Linked DNA regions of Homo sapiens: region 2 is linked to region 1. The links are chromatin loops, found by intact Hi-C in ENCODE. Cell type or tissue: CD4-positive, alpha-beta T cell. All regions are shown on one strand. Links, peaks and the distances in the headings refer to the core of each region. The heading gives the core; the rest is flanking DNA.

Evidence for each region. A loop is a pair of places that touch in the nucleus more often than their neighbours do. Peaks named below come from ENCODE experiments on the same cell type or tissue, not always from the same donor. Only the 100,000 strongest peaks of a DNase experiment are listed, where the experiment ranks them.
Region 2: it touches region 1 in a loop (2.0-fold over the local background); 2 of 110 quality-filtered maps call a loop at or near these places.

What each region holds. Positions count from the first base shown.
Region 1 is chr10:3,664,531-3,673,646 of GRCh38, reverse strand. All of the region lies in intron 1 of LOC105376360 (a long non-coding RNA gene), which reads right to left. Among named protein-coding and RNA genes, the nearest start is that of KLF6, 120 kb to the left of the region's middle. RefSeq lists an enhancer at 4,803-5,304. In CD4-positive, alpha-beta T cell, for the core only: no CTCF peak of the experiment used is centred there; DNase peaks (open chromatin) are centred at 4,546, 4,846, 6,536 and 6,876; H3K4me3 peaks cover 2,284 bases; H3K27ac peaks cover 1,518 bases.
Region 2 is chr10:3,716,011-3,725,126 of GRCh38, reverse strand. The region is part of intron 1 of LOC105376360 (a long non-coding RNA gene); the gene reads right to left. Among named protein-coding and RNA genes, the nearest start is that of KLF6, 65 kb to the left of the region's middle. RefSeq lists an enhancer at 1,333-2,532. In CD4-positive, alpha-beta T cell, for the core only: no CTCF peak of the experiment used is centred there; a DNase peak (open chromatin) is centred at 4,416.

The DNA.
Region 1 (9,116 bases), core at 469-8,468:
ACTTTTTGAAAGAGCTTACATAAAACTGGTATTGTTTCTTCTCAAAGTTTTTACAGAACCCACTGATAAATCAATCTAGGTCTGGACTCTTCTTCATCAAAAATTTTAAATTAAGAAGCCAATTTAAAAAATAAATCTAGAGCTAGTCATAGTTTCTATTACTTCTTGTGTCAGTTTTTGATAACGTGTCTTTCAAGTAATTTCTCAATTTTATCTAAAATTGTTGAATCTATTGGCATAATGCCTACATATTTCTTTGTATTTCTTCTAGGTATATTAAGTAGTTATGTTATTGTAGTTTGCAACAGATCACTAACTTCTTGACAAAAGGAAAGGGTGAAGAAACTTACAGATTCAGATTTTATTTTATTTTTTTGAGATGGAGTCTCACTCTGTCACCCAGGCTGGCGTGCAGTGGTGCGATCTCGGCTCACTGCAAACTCCGCCTCCTGGGTTCAGGCCATTCTCCTGCCTCAGCCTCCCAAGTAGCTGGGACTACAGGCGCCTGCCGTCAAGCCCAGCTAATTTTTTTGTATTTAAAGTAGAGACGGGGTTTCACCATGTTAGCCAGGATGGTCTCGACCTCCTGACCTCATGATCCACCTACCTCAGCCTCCCAAAGTGCTGGGATTACAGGCGTGAGCCACTGTGCCTGGCCTAGATTCAGATTTTAAAAGAAATTACCAGTTAAAAGTCAATTTGAAATTTTCATTTCTGAAAATTGTTTGTAAATCAATTAAATAAATAGGATTCAGGCTGGGCATGGTGGCTCACGCCTGTAATTCCAGCACTTTGGGAGGCCGAGATGGGTGGATCACTTGAGGCTAAGAGTTTGAGACCAGCCTGGGCAACATAGTGAAACCTCATCTCTACTAAAAATACAAAAATTAGCCAGATGTGGTGGCAGGTGCCTGTAATCTTAGCTACTCAGGAGGCTGAGGCAGGAGAATTGCTTGAACCCGGGAGATGGAGCTTGTGATAAGCTGGGATCGCAGCACTGCACTCCAGCCTGGGTGACAGAGCAAGACTCTGTCTCAAATAAAAATTAAAAAAAAATAGGATTTTGTTTGCAAGAAGTTTTGTGAAGATAAAAAAAGACAGTGAAGAAGGACACTGCAGGACGGATGCTGCATTCCGGGAAACAGCCTGAGTCGCAGAAGCTGGTTGCATGGTCTGCTCACCAGTTTAACTGAATTACAGGAATCTGGTGTAGTGCTAGTGGGAGACAGTGCCAAAAAGAAAGACGTGAATCAGACATAGAAAGCTGCAGTGACCAGGCCAGAGCATCAGAGCAAACTCCACCATCAGTGAGGACCTCTGCAGGCAGTGGTTATGCCTTGGGGACAGTGATAATTTGTTCTATAGATACAGAACCATACGCATTTTGTAGGACAGTGTGCCCCAAATAGTGGTGTGCCCAGAGATTAATTCAATGGCATCTAAATGCATATTTTTATTTTAATATTTATGTGTTCACTTTAGTGGATACAATAAATACACAACATACACACAAATCATGCTATTTAAAGAAAAAAATTGATTCATGTATAGCACCAATAATGAACAAGTATGGCTAAAAGAGAAAATCATGATGGTGACAAGAAGACGGCACTTCAGGGGCTTGAGTGCACTGACTTTCAGCTACTCCCCAGGAATCAGAGCAATAGTAAAAATGGCTAATATTCACATAAACCTTGCTGTGCATTAGAGACTCGTAGCGGTTCTCACTACAGTCCTATTTGGTAGATGCCACTGTTACCATCTCACAGGTCGGATGCCAGGGAGCAGCGAGGTGAGGGAACCAGCCCTGCAGCCAGCGTGCTCAGGGGCCACGCGTTCAATGACGATTGCTTAACTGCTTTGAATTCCACCCTCCCGAGGTCCCTCCACCACCTCTTCAAGAGGGGAGGAGCTTCTTCCCTTGGATGTTCCCTTCAGAGAAGTCTCTACTTACAGAGCTTTTCTGATTTGTGGGGGGTTTCATGAAAGTGAAATAAATTACAAAACTGGTCTGGAATCTCTTCTTACAGCGCCGTTGTAATCTCTGTGCCAGTAATCCCTTCCCTAAAGGGCCCAGATTATAAATATTGCTCCATGGCACAGCAGGGAACTTCCCTCTAATTTACTGAACTTCCTCTGTCTTTTCTCCTTTCGAGCATTCTTTGTACAGAATCATGTTAAGTACAACAAATAATACAAAATAACAGTGTTGTCCACAGCTACAATGTAAAACCAATTTCTCTGCTCCACCCCACGGTCCTTATCATTCCCATGCCCATGGCACCCAGTGCCATGTACTTGCTGCTTTAAAAGGGCATCACATTGTCCATGGGAGCTACGGATGCTGGAGGTATTCCTGTCCCAGCTCTGGATGAGAATGTTTCTGGGAGTCCGTCCAGCCCTGAGTCCCCCAGACCCCCAGATAGTTCTCCAGAGACAGCCTCTCAGGAGTGCCCTGGCTGTCCTGGGCCTCAACTGCCTGGCTAGGGCCATGATCCAGGTGGACACCTAAGCCATTGTGAGCCAGTGGATCTTCTGTCCTAGAAATCAGGAATCAGCACTGGGTGACTTGGCGTCCTGCACTAGGGCACGTGCAGGCCCTGCTGTGCCACAGGGTGAGCTGTACGATGGGCAAGTCTACGTATGACGTTGACTGATTTGGTGGGAGCATTGGGACAGCAGGGAGAAGGGGACACCAGCTGTAGAGAGAGAGAATAATCTTCAAAACCCCGACAGATTTCCATGTCCCAGTTCCATCTCCTTTGCATCCCCCAGTAAATACCCTTTATTTTTACTTAAGCTGCTCCTTCTTGGCCCCATTGACCCCGTGAGCAGCCACTCCCCGATGGACACCCTAAGCCTTGTGCTCTCTGGGGATAGTGAGTGAATTTTCTACGTTTCATCTTACTGAGACTGGCCGGCAGGTCCCTGACCTCTGGCAAATTCTGCTGCAATGATTATTCTGACTCAGTTTGTTGGTAAAACTGCCTTTTGGTAAGGGAGGGGAAAACATCACAATCCAGATCTCCTTTCTTCCTCTCAACTCCTGCGCAATGTCGTGTTGTCTTTTCTAACTTTTTTCTGCCTGCAACACATTTCATGTGTCCATTCATTTGTTCCTTACTTCCTTTCTTTATTTACACATTCGACAAATACTGATCATATGCCCACTACGTGTTGTTCCAGGGGCATGGGGGATCCACCGAGAACGAAACAAGTGCAAGCCTCTGCCTGGTGGAGTTTGCGTTCTTGTTTGGGGAAACTGACCAAATACAGAAGTCATGAGGAGCAGCCTGTTAGAAGGTGAATGGTGCTGCGGAGGAAAGGAACAGCAGGAAGAAGGACGGAGAGCGGGAGACAGGAGGTGAGGAGGTGGAGAGGCAAGTTACGCAGATACACAGCAAGAGTGCTCCAGGCAGGAGGGGCCCCTGTGAAGGCTGCAGAGCTTGAAGACACACAAGGAGGTGGCTGGATCCAGAAGAGCAGGAGGAGATGTTGTCAGAGGGACGGAGTGGTGGGTTTGTGGGGCATCTGAAGGCCAGTGGGAGGACTTTGGCTTTTGCCCCCAGAGACATGAGGAGGCCTTTGGGAGCGTGGAATAGCAGAGACACATCTGAATCATACTTTCTCTCTTCACTCTGACTGTCATGCGAAGAAGGGGGGTTGGGGTTGAAGGCTACAGAGGGGTGAGGTGAGGAGGTCACGGTGTGCCGGGTGACCCCTCCCAGGGAGGCGGCAGCAAAGGCGCCAAGACCTAGGACTCTGGGTCCTTGTTGCAGGCATATCTAGAGGGATGATTGTGACGGCAAGAAGGCAAGGCTGGCAGGGAGAACACGTCCAACCTCATATCCCCTCTGTGATGGTGTGAAAAGGTCAGACCAGCGATAGGCTTGGGCGCCATATCAGTGTCTTCCTCTAGTAAATAACGGAGACAGCGGCAAGCAGTTCCATGTGCATGTGGTTCTTAGCACCCACATACCTAACCTGACTTTTCATGTATTTATTTTTGTTGAGACAGAATTTCGCTCTGGTTACCCAGGCTGGAGTGCAATGATGCGATCTCAGCTCACTGCAACCTCTGCCTCCTGGGTTCAAGTGATTCTCCTGCCTCAGCCTCCCGAGTAGCTGGGATTACAGGTGCCCGCCACCACACGCGGCTAGTGTTGTATTTTTAGTAGAGACGGGATTTCACCGTGTTGGCCAGGCTGGTTTGATTCTCACTTTGATTTATTTGAGGAAGCTTGTATTATCATTCCAATTTAGAGATGAAGAAACGGGGAAAAGAGTTTAGTTGAGTTGCCCAAGGGGACATAATTTGGATATGATGTCACAATTTAAACCCAATGTGAGGAGCATCTTGCAGAGTTGCTGTGAATAGCGAAGAAAAATGCAAGCGACTTCAGGGTTTGAAAATATTATATGAGTTTGTACGAAGATGTGCTATTTACAAAACACGCTTGTTTCTCAAGCCTTATTTAGCAATGCTAGGTATGTTTTTTTCTGATAGCAGTAAGAACAGGAAGGAACAGATGAACAAAGAGACCACAGGCACATTTGATGTGTAGTATTTCCATCTTTGGGGATGTTACAGCTATGTGACTATCTATTTAATTCTACATTAACATAACTTTATTTGACTCAGAAAATCAATAGACTATTTTTCCAGGCTGCAGTTTGGCAACAACCTATGGCCTGAGAATCGAATGACTTAAGATCCATCCTGGCTTCCCCGCCGGCTGAAGTGCAGCCTCTGGGCAGGCGACCCGCAGAGTTAGAGCCATCTGAGTCCCGGGCCAGCCTCACCTCCAGAAGGTGATGCCTGCTCTTTGTTTTCAGACCACACAACACACACAGGGGCGGGGCTTTGCAGAGCGCTCTGGCCTCCAACACGTATCACCTATACGCTAAACAGTTACTTTTCCTGTATTGTGTAACTTACCCAGAAACTTGCGTTCAGCAAGCCTCCGGGGATAAAAATACAATCCTACCGTGTAAAAATATCCTTTCTTCTCGGATTTTCTCTACCCCTTCTAGAGTTTCCCCCAGGGCAGATGCAAGGGGGCACTCTCCTGGGCCTCAGCCTGCCTGGTCTCCCTGAACTGAAGCCTGCTCGACAACAGTACGGGATTGCACAACACCCCCGCTCAGCTCCAGCCCCCGATCTGGAAGCTGCTGAAGAGAGAGATACCTCGACTTTTATCTGATTCTCCAACTCTCCGCATTCCAGAAAAGCAACTCAAGATCTAATTTGCTTAGTCATTTAGTTGAAACTGCAGTAAGAGAGGTGGCAGAGAAAGTGAAGCAGTAGCCAAATTAGATAAGGAAAAAAAAAAGTGAAAACATGTTTCGTTTTGTTTTTTTAAGATTCAAATAAAAACCATGATTTATTTATTTATTTATTTATTTTTTATTGCTCAGGATTAATTTCCCTGCTGTTTAAAATGTCCACAAAAGGCTGGGCACGGTGGCTCACGCCCGTAATCCCAGCACTTTGGGAGGCCAAGGTGGGTGGATCACGAGGTCAGGAGATCAAGACCAGTCTGGCCAACACGGTGAAACCTCGTCTCTACTAAAAATACAAAAATTAGCCGGGCATGGTGGTGGGTGCCTGTCATGGCAGGAGAATCACTTGAACCCGGGAAGCAAAGGTTCCAGTGAGCTGAGATGATGCCACCACACTCCAGCCTGGGTGACAGAGCGAGACTCCATCTCAGAAAAGAAAAATGTCCACAATATGCAGTTATGGGACAGAAATGACCCTGTCCACCTCTGTATTCATTCCTTCATTCTCCTTTCACTCGGAGGGCGAGTATAAAGTCCTCGCAGTACATGGTGCCCTGGAATAGAGACTGCATTTCCATGGAGATTTAGGGGAAAATGCCAATTAGTGTCTGAATCTTCTTATCACCGCTCAATGTAATGAAACGAAACAGGCATTCCCCAAGTGCCCATGGTACCTATGCAACGCCAACCCCTAGTTTGGGTAGAGCAGAAAAAATTCTGAGAACAGAAAAACCAAGTGTCTGTCCAAATGGTTTGTTATAAGAGAACAAACTTCACTTTCTGCCTCGACGACTTGTGGGCACGCAGAGAGGAGGCTACCAGGAATCTTCTGCTGTGGATTTTCACCTGAGCTGTAAGTGTGAGCACCTCCCTCCTTAGTGCTCGGACTTGGAACAATCAAACCTTGGGCTCTCCGGCATCACAGAGACAAGAAAAGCTTTTCTCTGTTGGGTAAATTATTAATCGTGGCACTGTATCCCCCTTGACATCAATAAAGTCACGACAATCAATTTGTCATGGTCCAGTGTGTGCTCATGACCGACTTGCCCTGTAATGTAGGTCAAACTTGGATTTGATGCTCTGATAACCAGAGACGTGGGATGAAAGTGGGGTTTCTCCTGGTCTGGCAGAACATGGCTTCCATGTCTGAAGCTTCCAGGAGGCAAAGCACATCGGCAGAGCAGGGAGCTCAGCCCTCGACGCGGGGCAGAAGAGCCACAATGCAGGAACTTACTATCCACAGTCACTACCACGCCGCTGTGGTTGCACCCAGGGAAGGAAGTGGAGAGAAAGGCACGGCTGGCTTGGAACTCCTGCTTCTGGTTCCGTTTTGCTGCATCAATAGGTGAAAAATAACTTTTTTTTTCCTCTAAGGAGAGAGTATCAGAATAGAAATAGTGTATCCTCCAAATATATTTCAGAAACAGGGAAAAAAGGAAAAATGCTTAATCAATTTCTCTTAAAAAAGAAAAAGAAAAAGAAAAAGAAGCAGCAGCCAGCAGGCAAGTGCGGTTAAGAGTGACTGAGCTGGCTTTTCCCCTCTGCCAGGCTGCCTACCTGTGTGGGTTGGAGCCAGCCCTGCAGTGCAAAGCTGGGTGGGCAGAGCCTACCTACTCCTTTTCAGCAGCAAGCCTTGTGAATGGCCCGGCCGGGGCAAATAAGCCAGGTGACTGTGGTGAAGCTTCCTGGGCATCCACCTGCCCCCATCTGCCGTGTTCCCTGCACTTTGAGGCTTCCAGGTGTACAGCTATTTGAAGCCACTCAGACACCAGGGTTTGCCTCCATCTGCCGTCCTGGGGAGACACTGGCTGCTCCTGACATGGGTGCTGGGTCTGCCTGGAACAGCCAGAGGCGTGGCCTCACCAGCATCCTCTGAGCTGGGTGAGCTGCAGGCAGGGACTCTTCTGCAGCCAGTCCCGAAAAGAGCAGGACACGCCTGTGGGAATGGCGCGGGTCTTCCACACCGAGTCTCTGTGCATTGTCCGAGACCACCTCCACGGGGGGAACGGCTCGGGAGTCAGGCATTGTCCGAGACCTCCTCCACGGGGGGAACGGCTCGGGAGTCAGCCAGACTGGGTTCAAGTCCGGGTCACCACTTAGCAACTGTGTGTTTTGGGCAGTTTATTTAATCCTGTGTGTCTCAGTGTCCTCATCCGTGAGACAGGCACCTTGATGTGCGCAAAGGTTAGTTGAGATAATATGAGAACTCCCAGGCTGAGGGTATTTCAGTGACCATGGCTGAATAATCAGCATCCAGGGGCCCAGAACTACAGGTCACAAACATGCACCGTATTCTGCTCACGGGTTCTGTAGCCAGGAGCTCCCGCACGCACAGAGCGACCACTTCTCTCTGGTCCTCAGGGTCTGGTGGCCCCAGGGCCAGGGCTGGAGTCTTCCGCAGGAAACTGCCCACCTCACTCATGGCTGCAGGATGCTGCTATTGTCTGGGACCTCAGCTCGGCTGCATCATGTCCCCCAAAATCCAAATCCATGTGCAGACGTCCTGTCCCCCAGTGCCTGAGAATGGGACTGTTTGGAGACGGGGGGCTTTAAAGAGGTGATTAAGGTGAGGTGAGGTCACTAGGGTGGACTCTAGTCCCATCTGGCTGGTGTCTTTGGAAGGAGAGATTAGGGCACAGACACAGGCAGAGGGGTGACCCTGTGAGGCCATGGCAAGAAGGCGGCCGTCTGAAGCTGCAGAGAGAGGCTTCCGGAGGAAGCAACTCTGAGGACACCTTTATCTTGGACTCCCAGACTCCAGAATTATGAGAATACAGGTTCCTATCTTTGAAGCCTCCCGGCCTGTGATGTGTTGCCGTGGCAGCCTGGCCGACTCTCACTGGGGGACACTGGGAGCGCCCTCTCCATGGCCTTGGCTCCCACTGGCTCGGTTCAAGAGGCCAAGTGATGTCTGCGTGGGGCGTCAGGGCCCACAGCTCACGTGCTGTCAACAAGGCAGACACTGCAGCATCTCTCACCTGCCTGGGGTAGCTCAGCCTCTCGTGCCACCATGACTGTGAGCCATGAGCCCTCCCAAATGCAAGGGGTGAGTGGTCCAAGGCTGCGTCTTGATGGGGGAGGGGGCGTTTCCAGAAGAGAATGTGGGACAGGGATGACTGAGGCCAGTTTCAGAAAACCGTGCCTGGCATGGAGGTTTATGTCATAAGCATTATTTATGACATAAGGCAAATAGACCACAGAGCCTTTTCCTCCCAGGCTGGGCGGTATCTGGGGATGCTCACTGCTCCGTAGTCGCCTCGGGGTCCATCCGTGTCATCACAATCGACAGGATTTCCTTCATTTCATGGCTGAAAAGTATTCACACACTTCTTCCTGGGCTCCAGCAGTGGTGGCACCTTGGCACCTCCCTTGAGAAAGGTTTAAGCTGCACCTCGGACCAGCTGCCTCATGCTGAGACTATGCTGGTCAGTGCTACCATCGGTGTGTGGCCACCTGATGCCAGTGGAAAGCCCTAGGAGCCCACATCCCAGGAGCAGAAGCCGCAGTCTCCTCGCTGCACCCCGTGTGCTCAAAGGAGCGATCCTGAAACACCCTCCAGACGCCACTACATGCAAAGCTCGTTGTGCTTCAATAAAGGCCCCGGCAGCATCCATCAGGAGATCTCTGAACAGCCTCAGGGCAGAGCTGGAGGTCATTAGTGCCACCTGGCTCATCCCATATCCCTTTTGGAAGGCTGATCTCCAAGCAAAGGTCTTCATGACTGCTGCAGAACATGGATTCACTTGCTTATTCTATCAACAAGCAGGTATGGAATATCCACGAGGTGTCACCTACTGTACCAGGCCCAGAGTAGCAGACAAAAATGCCACTTT
Region 2 (9,116 bases), core at 339-8,338, 52 kb before region 1:
ATCAGCAAGGAAAAAAATAAGCATCAGATCAAAATAAAAAATAAGAAAGAGAAATGCGAACAGAAATCGATACAATAGAGAAGTACAGGAACAGGGTGGCGGCAGCCATAGGAACAACCAATGATCACGAAAGAGAATAATTCAAAATTCCAAAAGCTGAGTTTTTAAAAATATTAATAATATCAAGACTGATGAAGGAAAAAGAGAGAGGAGATGAGAAAGGGAAATGGAGAGAGAACAGGAGGAGGATGAGGAGCAGACAGAGAGAGAATAAGAATGTAAATAAGAGTCCAGAGTGAGAAGAGGAAAATCATAGTCACCAAAGAGAGTTTGGTCAAGAGTAAGAGAAAATTTCAACATCAGAAAATCTATCAAATGATTTATCTCAAAAACTGCAGCACAAAAGTCTTAGGATAATCTTGATAAAGAAAATACATTTAAGTTCAAATTTATTTGTCAGAAAAAACTACCAAAAAACTAGTAAGGAATTTTTTCACTTGTTTGTTGATATTACTGAGTGTCAACTATATTCTAGCATTATTTATGCATTGAAATATAGCTTGGAATTTTATCGCTTTATTTTCATGTCATATTAATATCATTTTAGAGAGCTATAACCTTCCTAGGCAACACAGTATATCCATTTATAACCATTTATATAAACAGCTTAGGAATTGGCAAATTATATAACTGCCTCTCTCAGTTCAGAATCCTCTGTCATTCCTACACATAATAACTTTACTTTTTGTTTCTTTTGGCCTTTATAGGTATCGGCAAATATTAGCATATGTATTGAGTGTTGTCTTAGAGTGCTAAAATTAAGACCTGTAGTTATCAAGTGAACTATGGAACTACAGATCTTAGATTTCAAAAGGTGTAGGGTTTGTGTATATGTGCATGTGTGCACATGTGCACAGCGTGTGTGTATAATTTGTTTGTAACTTGACCTTTCCTTTCCTTGAAGAAGGGCACAGGAGACAGTCCTAGACAGGTTCTCCATATTTTCTTCGTTCAGAAGTGGCTCAAATCTATTTTTTTTGCAGGTGCTAAATAAAATCAAGATGAAGCTAAACAGATGGTCACACCTCCCTCTTCTCATCTCAGTTAGTCAGCCTGATTAAAATGGTCATTCTTCCAAAACTTGCATGTCTTATGCAAATGCTTCAAATATTTCCACAAACCATATGTCCAATATCCTAACTTGAGGGTGAGTAGATTTATGTGAAAAGTTAGTATCGACACCCACTCCAATAATGCATTCCCAGAGATTTCAAAGGAATTCCGTTGGGGTATTTTGGTTTGGCAGACACCGATAAAATGTAGAAATTTCTATTCGAGTGGTTAAAATATTCAGTCAGTGGTGTCTTTAACAAGAAGCAATCTGTACCCCTGAGTAGTTAACTGTGAACTTGACAAACATCAAATGCTTATGTCTTGTATAAGAAAATGACATTTTAGCCTTAAGTAAAAATTTAAGATGTCTTCATAACTTAAAAATAATTGTATTTCATTTCCTTTATTTAATCTGAATTGAAGACCCCATTTTTTGCCAAGATCCATGTTGAAGAAGAATGTCTGGAGTTGTGAATGAATGAATGAGTTTTCTGTTTACATTCTGTGGCCATGGTACAGATTGTCCAGAATGGCCCGCTCCCCATTCTGGACAATCACCTGAGGACTGAGTCCCAGGTTCCATGTCTGTTATGGTGATAATAATAGGTCACTTTAGGGGAGTCTGTGAGGATGACCTTCGGTGACCCGTGTGCAGAATCTCTCAGAATTGTGAGGCTCAGAAAACAAGACCCCAAAGTATGGCGCCAGAGCATGTCAAGTGCTTTGAGCTGGAGGAAATGGGAAGGCCGCCTACGCCAGGTCTCTCCGACCCTCTCCTGCCCTCATGTCTCTCTCTGCCCTCTTTCTGCCCCAAAGTGAGTCATAGAAAACAGAATTCCCCTTCCCTAAGGTGGGTCATGGGCACTAGAATTCCTCTCCCCAAAACCAGCCATGAAACTTAGAAAGGTCACTGTCTCTCTTCCTCCTCGGAGACCCTCATTCCAGAGGAGTCCTGCCCTCTTCCTGAGAGGTAAGGAACACAAATGGAGAAGCCATGGAGAACAGGAACAGGTGGGTCTTGCTGGGCTTACCCTCACTCTCTCACCATTAGATCACAGTCTTCTGTCCCATCACATTCCTACATGTCTGTCCATGCTTCCATCCATCCTAAGTGTAAAAAGACACAGTTTTCCCTGGGCCTTTGATTCTTCATTTCTGAAGGATCTCGTGTCATGTAAAATTTGGACTAAATATTATGCCTATTATGCTTTTCTCCTGTTAACCTGTCTTTTGTTCTAGGAGTCTCTGCTATGACCCTTGTGATGGGTGAGGGAAGACATCCCACCTATCGGACTCTACAGAATGCATGCTCAGGCCCTCCGTAAATACCTTCTGTCTATAGGAATATCGATGAAATACTCAAGTAATTAATCTTTTGCTGAGCATTTACTCTGCGCATGCAAAAATTGAAAATGGCCCACGTTTCTAGGGGGAAATATTACCGCCGAATTCATTGATTCTGGCTTCTGAACACTTCTTCAAGAAGCTGGTTAGAGCACCTACCTACATTCAGAAAATTCTTAAGAGAGATCAATATTGTATGGGGATTCTTGATTATCAGGTTAATTTGGACTATAAATACTCTCTTAATTGGTCTGCAATGCAATTACCAGTGAATCCCACAGCACCAAAAATGTGTAGTTATTCACACATACACAGGTCGATGACACAGGACCCTCTAGGAACACTGGTGCACTCTCTTTATTTGCAGAAATTATACATATGCTCTCGATTCAAGCCTCCAGGCTAATTACTGATCCTCCTTGATTAAAAATGTGAAATTTTAAATTAAACCTACGTTTAATCAAATATTTCATTAAAGTAATTTTAAAATGTTTTGCAAACCACACTATTAACATATTAGGAATGTTACACAATGTCCACTTTTATTAACACATCAATTAGTCAGCGTTTACTGCCTGGGTGACTGCTTTCCAACAAGGATTGTCAAGCCTCCAAGAGTTAATGATGGAAGTAGGCTGCAGGAAATCAGCTTTCCACTTTTCTCATTTTATTTTCTAACTTCCCATCCCTAAGTCAGGTTCTGACATACACGTTTGAATAAGAAGATGATCACCTGAGTAAGAAAAATATCATTTTGTTGTTACTATGTCTAGTTATTTATTCATGTCATAAGATAGCCCCTTTATCAGTTGAAAGCTCCTGGAATTACTTCTGATTTAAAGATTATAATGTCTTTTTGCTCCCAGGACTGAGCCTCCTGGCTCACCATGCACGCACACCTTTCACATAACTGATGTGTTCAGTGTCATCAGCCTGCTATTTCCTAGGGTCTTCTAGGGTGGACCACCTCTCCAGCCACTGTGGCCACAGCTGTGGTGAAAACCATCCAGTGGTCGTCCTTTTGCATGGTTCATAGTCAATAGAGACGGACAATTTTAGTCGTTGAAATTGTACTGCTAAGCAGACGTACCAAACCCATGAGTTGGATCAGAAGTGAAAGCTAGGATAGGTGTAAATTCAAAACACCTGCACTCGTACTATGGTGCCACATTGAATACTAAGGGAACAAATATTTTTGAGGCACAAAATGCCCAAATTAGGGATTTTGAGAACTGATTGTGTCTCTATAATACGCAAGTGGTGTGATGAAACGGGGGCAGTGTGCTTTGATGGTTTTATCCTCCAGAAAAAGTAGAGGCTCCCACCAGACCTTGTAACACATGTGTCATGAATCAATCTCACCTTCAATTTGTTTTCTTTATTTTTGACCTACTTGAGGCTCTCAGCTCTTTATCGGCAGACAAGAGTGTCTCTCCTTAGCAGACAAACCGGGGAGATACATTCAGATTGTATCTGTTTCCCTTTTAAATGGAAGACGGCTTTATCCTTCCCTCCCCACTGCCCGGTTTCCAAATGATTTCCACGATTCTCTCAATATGACCCAGTCTCTCAGACTTGGAATCTTCCAAAATCTCACCATCATATGGGCAGAAGTGGCACTTTGCTTTCTGGCTCAGTCTCAACCCCAAAACTCCACTGCTGCCCTTGTCTGCCTTCCCCCGGGAGGACTTCTCGTCGCCAGTTTCAGGGGGAACATGGAACTGTACTCATGATGGGATTTGGGCCAACCCATCAAAACCCATGACACTATCAATGTGTCTGTGCAGCTGACATGTGAATTATTTAGAAACCACTGGGCATGTAAACTGGAAGACCATGTGTTTGGACTGTTCAAATTGGCAAGTGACTGTCTGCTGAAACTTCCTCTGCTTCCTGTAATAGAACTCAACTTCTCCTCCAGCGCCCTGTGCAGAGTGACTTACGTAAGTGCTGTGCACCCAGAGTCAGCCCCTGGCATTTCATAACTCAGCTTTGGTAACCATGTGGTAACATGATTCAAACATTTTGCAAGCTAGTAACCTTTGCTGATAAGTAGTATTAATACCTCCTACCAGAGCTCTGCGTTTACCGCTGAATCAAGTAAACTCCTCACTCCCTTAGAGTGTTGAATACAGTAGCAGATTATTGTGAAATGAATCAATAAATACAGTTTGAGGTGGGCTTTACTGAACTGGAATGACAATCTGGCATCTTTAGCTGTGGTTGGAAGTTAACCTCTACCCGGTCCTGCTCAAGTGGCTTTCTTTCTAACTATGCTCACTGTCCTGGGCTGAGTCTCCAGTCTTTTTGTGTGTGTGTGTGGTTTTTAATGACATTAAGAATAATAAATTGGTTTGGGGGATGAATCACTATTTTAATAATTTTTTTTTTCTTAAAAATCACTATAAATGCCTGGAATTCTGAATTTTAGATGAAAGATCTCAGTTTCTTCTGGTGATAAGCATTTGTCTATACATTTTCTTTTCTTTTTTTTTTTTTTTTTTTTGAGTCCGAGTGTCGCTCTGTCCCCCAGGCTGGAGTGCAGTGGTGCCATCTCGGCTCACTGCAAGCTCCGCCTCCTGGGTTCACGCCATTCTCCTGCCTCAGCCTCCCGAGTAGCTGGGACTACAGGCACCTGCCACCACGCCTGGCTAGTTTTTTGTATTTTTAGTAGAGACAGGGTTTCACCATGTTAGCCAGGATGGTCTCGATCTCCTGACCTCGTGATCCGCCTGCCTCGGCCTCCCAAAGTGCTGGGATTATAGGCATGAGCCACCGCGCCCGGCTGCATTTGTCTATACCTTAACCAGGGATACGTCTGCACTGGCTCAGGTCTGTTCACACTGGGGCCAGCTCTCTTTCTCTCTGTCTCTCTGTCTCTTTGGCTCTGGACCTGTGTACTTGCCTGTCTGTGTTGGGATTCATGACCTCATTCTTCTCCTCATTCCTCTTGATCACACTCCTCCCAAGAGAGAGGCTGTTCCTTCACTCTCCGATGTTTCCACCCTAGTCCTGCTCAGGTGGCTTCCTGGGGAATCCCTGAAGGCTCTCCTCCTCCCGCCAGGGGCTTGGCAGGCTGCAGGCTCAGGTGCTGTTACGGAGCTACTGGTTCCCGGGCATGGCCACGTCCCAGCAGAATAACTTCTCAACTTCCAGTAGCCCTCGCAGCTCCCGCCGTTCAGAAGACATGAAACAAACACACGAGAAAGTGACTCTGCAGGTAGAACTAGAAGCTGCCCAGCTGCTTCGTTCCCAGCCTGAGAAAGCCGTCCAGGAGCAAGCGGACATCTGAGTCACACGAGGCCTTTTGTGACCAGCAGCCTGAGGCCTGACCTGGGCCCTTCTCTGCAGTCCCTGGACGCCCATTGTCAGGTGCCCTTTCACACCTCACAGACCCTGGACAGGCCCCTGAGTGGAGGAGCGTGCTGGCCCAGCCTCCACTCACCCTCGGGCCCCAGGCCAACATGACAGCCCCTGTCTCCAGGTCCAGGCCCCTCCTTCCACCCCAGGGTCCTGCCTTTCCCTGCCGGGCCCCTGTCTTGTAATCAGTCTGGCCCCTGCCCCACAGGGCTCTCCCTTTCTCTGCTCCCATCTGTCTGAGGACCAGCCTCCCTGAACCCAACCAGCCTCCCTGGACCTCCCTGTCCCCAAGCTCCTATAGGTTTCCTTGTCGGCCATCCCCTGATAATTTACCTGAAGCTTTTCTAGCATCCATGCCTTTAGCTCATGGTGCTGCTTCTTAATCTACTCCCTTGGGAAATAAGGGGATGTAGAGCAAGAGCTCAAGACTTGGGGTCAAATGGACAAGGTTGAATCTCTGGGTTTGGCCCCTCTGTGTGTAGGATTTGGGTAATTTATGCCAGCTCTAGCTCCTCACCTGCAAACCAGACCCAACAGTGGCCATGGCATGAGGTTGTTGGTAAAGGTTGGACAAGGCTCTGAGAGCAGCTATGACACAATGAACATAGATGAGGAGCCAGTAGGCATCAGCAGACTTTCCTTCCTCTGACTTCTTGGGGGAACTTCTCTGGCTGTCCCAGCTCCATGCGTCCGCCTAGTCTCAGGCTCACCCGTGTTCCTGGCCCATCAGAGTCTGTGGTCTCTAGAGATAATGTTCATTATAGGCAACATGGAACCCTTGCTGTGAATCAGGCACAGTCCTGGGCACTTCACAGGCATGATCTCACTCGGTCCTCCACACAGCCCTGCGTGTGGCTACCTGCAGGTGAGGCCTTGAGGCTTGAAGAGGTGGAGCGGCTGTCTCACTGCACCTGTGGTAAGGGTGAGATCCCACATGTGTCTTCAGGACCATCTGTGCACACGGAGTTCCTACATTTCTTTCTTAAAGCTCAGACCTCTTCTCAGAGCTTCAGGAAAGTATATCCAGCTAACAAGTGGACAGTTCCACCTGGGGACATCAAAGCCCTTCAGCCTTGGCCCGTCCAGAGCAAGACCTGGCTCCGTCCTCCCGAGACCCTGGTTCGCCTCACTTCCTCTGGGGCCTCCATCATAGCCAGAACAGTGAAGTCTGCGCAGTTGTTCATGCCAGAAATCCGGCAGTCATCCCCGGCCCTCCCTCCCTCCCCACTTCCCTCCTTCCCTCCCTCCCTCCCTCTTTTTTCTCCCCAGCCCCACACAGTCCATTGCTAACTCCCCCGATCTTGCTCCCTAGCTGTACCCTGTACATTGTTCTCTGTCTCCATGGCTGCATTCGCGGTGGAACCTCACCTTCTCTCATCTGTTTCTGGCGCTCATTTTCATCCCATACTGCGCTTGCAGCTGGAGTGGCCTTTTACACATTCAGTCCCTCTTGTGTCTAAACTGCTTAGGTGGCTTTTCAATGATCTTTTGATGAAGACCCAAATCCTTAACGTGGCGATGAGGCCCCACGCCCTCTCAGTCCATCTCTCCCTTAGCCTTTCCTTCTCAGGTCCCGGTTCCTTCTCGGGTCCTTCTCTCGGCTCCTTGGGGGGCCTCCTCCTGCAGGGTCCCTTGCCCTGTTCTCTGGGGCCCATGTCGCTTAAGAAGGGCGGACTCTGCAGACCTCAGGAAAATGCTGCTCTTGTGGTAGCCCAGACTAGCCCAGGCCCCCATACGCTGGTGCCACAACATGTGTGTGTCTTGACTTCAACGGCTGGTCGTCTCTGTTTGTAATTTTGCACTGGCATGATGCGTGCTTGCCTTTCCCACTTGGTAGAGTCACACCTCTTAGGTTCAGGCACGGGCGTTCCCCTGTGTATCCCACCTCTCATGTTCTCCACCGTAAATACTTATCCTGGCTTCTAACCCGGGGCCTGCCCATGGCTGCGATCTCATTGGTACGTGTTGATTAGATGAACAAATCAATGCAGTAATAGATGAGAGAAAGAGGGGCACGAACCTCTTCAATGGAGAATTAAGGTACAGCAAGGTTTCCTGCCATGAAAGGAGCCTATGTCTCAGATTAATACCGTATCAACTCTATTTATTAAGAAATATTTATCGAACGTTCCTATAGATCAGTTGCTTTGATGACTATCTCCTCTGGGAAAATACACCCCAGTTAAATCCTCAATCTGTACAAACTTAGATGTTTTCTATGACTGATTCTACGCTGCAGGATCCCTGGGCCACGGGGAGGGAGCACAGCCACCCATGCCATCCCCACGTTTCCTGCTGCTCCAGGGCCCTGCATTGGTGAGGGATGAGTGAACCGCAGAAAGGGGAGAGGGTCTGAACCCTTGAGGCTGGAAGGAGAGAAGCACTTCTGCCTGCAGTGTCCTTCTCAGAAGCAATGTTTACAAGATGAGAGTCAGCTCCGGACAGCTGAGAGTTGGGGCTTCTGTGCGTCTCCAAGGGGCAAGACATTCTCCTTCCTTCATCTTCACCTTCCTCTTATTTCTGAACACCATTACCTGGGAGCAAACGCTTTTTAGAGGTGAATTTGGGCTCAAAGGAGGATTTCTAGGGCAAGGAGAACTGGGAATTTGATAGAGTTTCAGACGTTTTTGAAGATTATCTCTGGAAAAGTGCTGTGGCTGAGGTCCAATTCTGCTGGCTGGCTTTTCACACGTCTTCCAAATCTGTCCAGGTCACATCTTGAGAAGAGCAGATTGGTAATTTTTTCACCCGTTTATCAGCCCCTAGAGCAACTCTCAACGCTTCTTGCTTTGGTGCCTCATTTCTCTGAGATGAGTGAACATTCTGCGTCGGTTGCTTTGCTCCGTTTTGAAGGTAACACTGTCTAGAGCTCCCTTAGACAATGAGTTTACCCAAGCATTAACCAGCCTTCGGGATTTAGCAACACAGACACGCAGGCATGCATGAGTGGATGCATGCACACACAGACACACACGTACACACATGGGACAGCCCACACACAGAGGTTTCCTCTGCAGGCACAGACACAGGTTACAAGTGACGTGGAAGTCTGACTCAGTATTTTATCACCTACGTGCGTCCCTCTATTTGTATCAGTGCATAAGTGGGGATATTGTTTTGCTTTTACATATTTGCAGGCTGAATGCATGTTCAGATTTTAACAAGAGCATTTACCAAGCACCTTTACAGGATACACCAGCTTTACACATTATGGCCAGCTCAGGGTGTCTGCAGGCTGGGTTTCTGATGCTCACTTGACAGAGTCAGGATATTCTTAGAGAGGCTGCAACTGGTCTCTG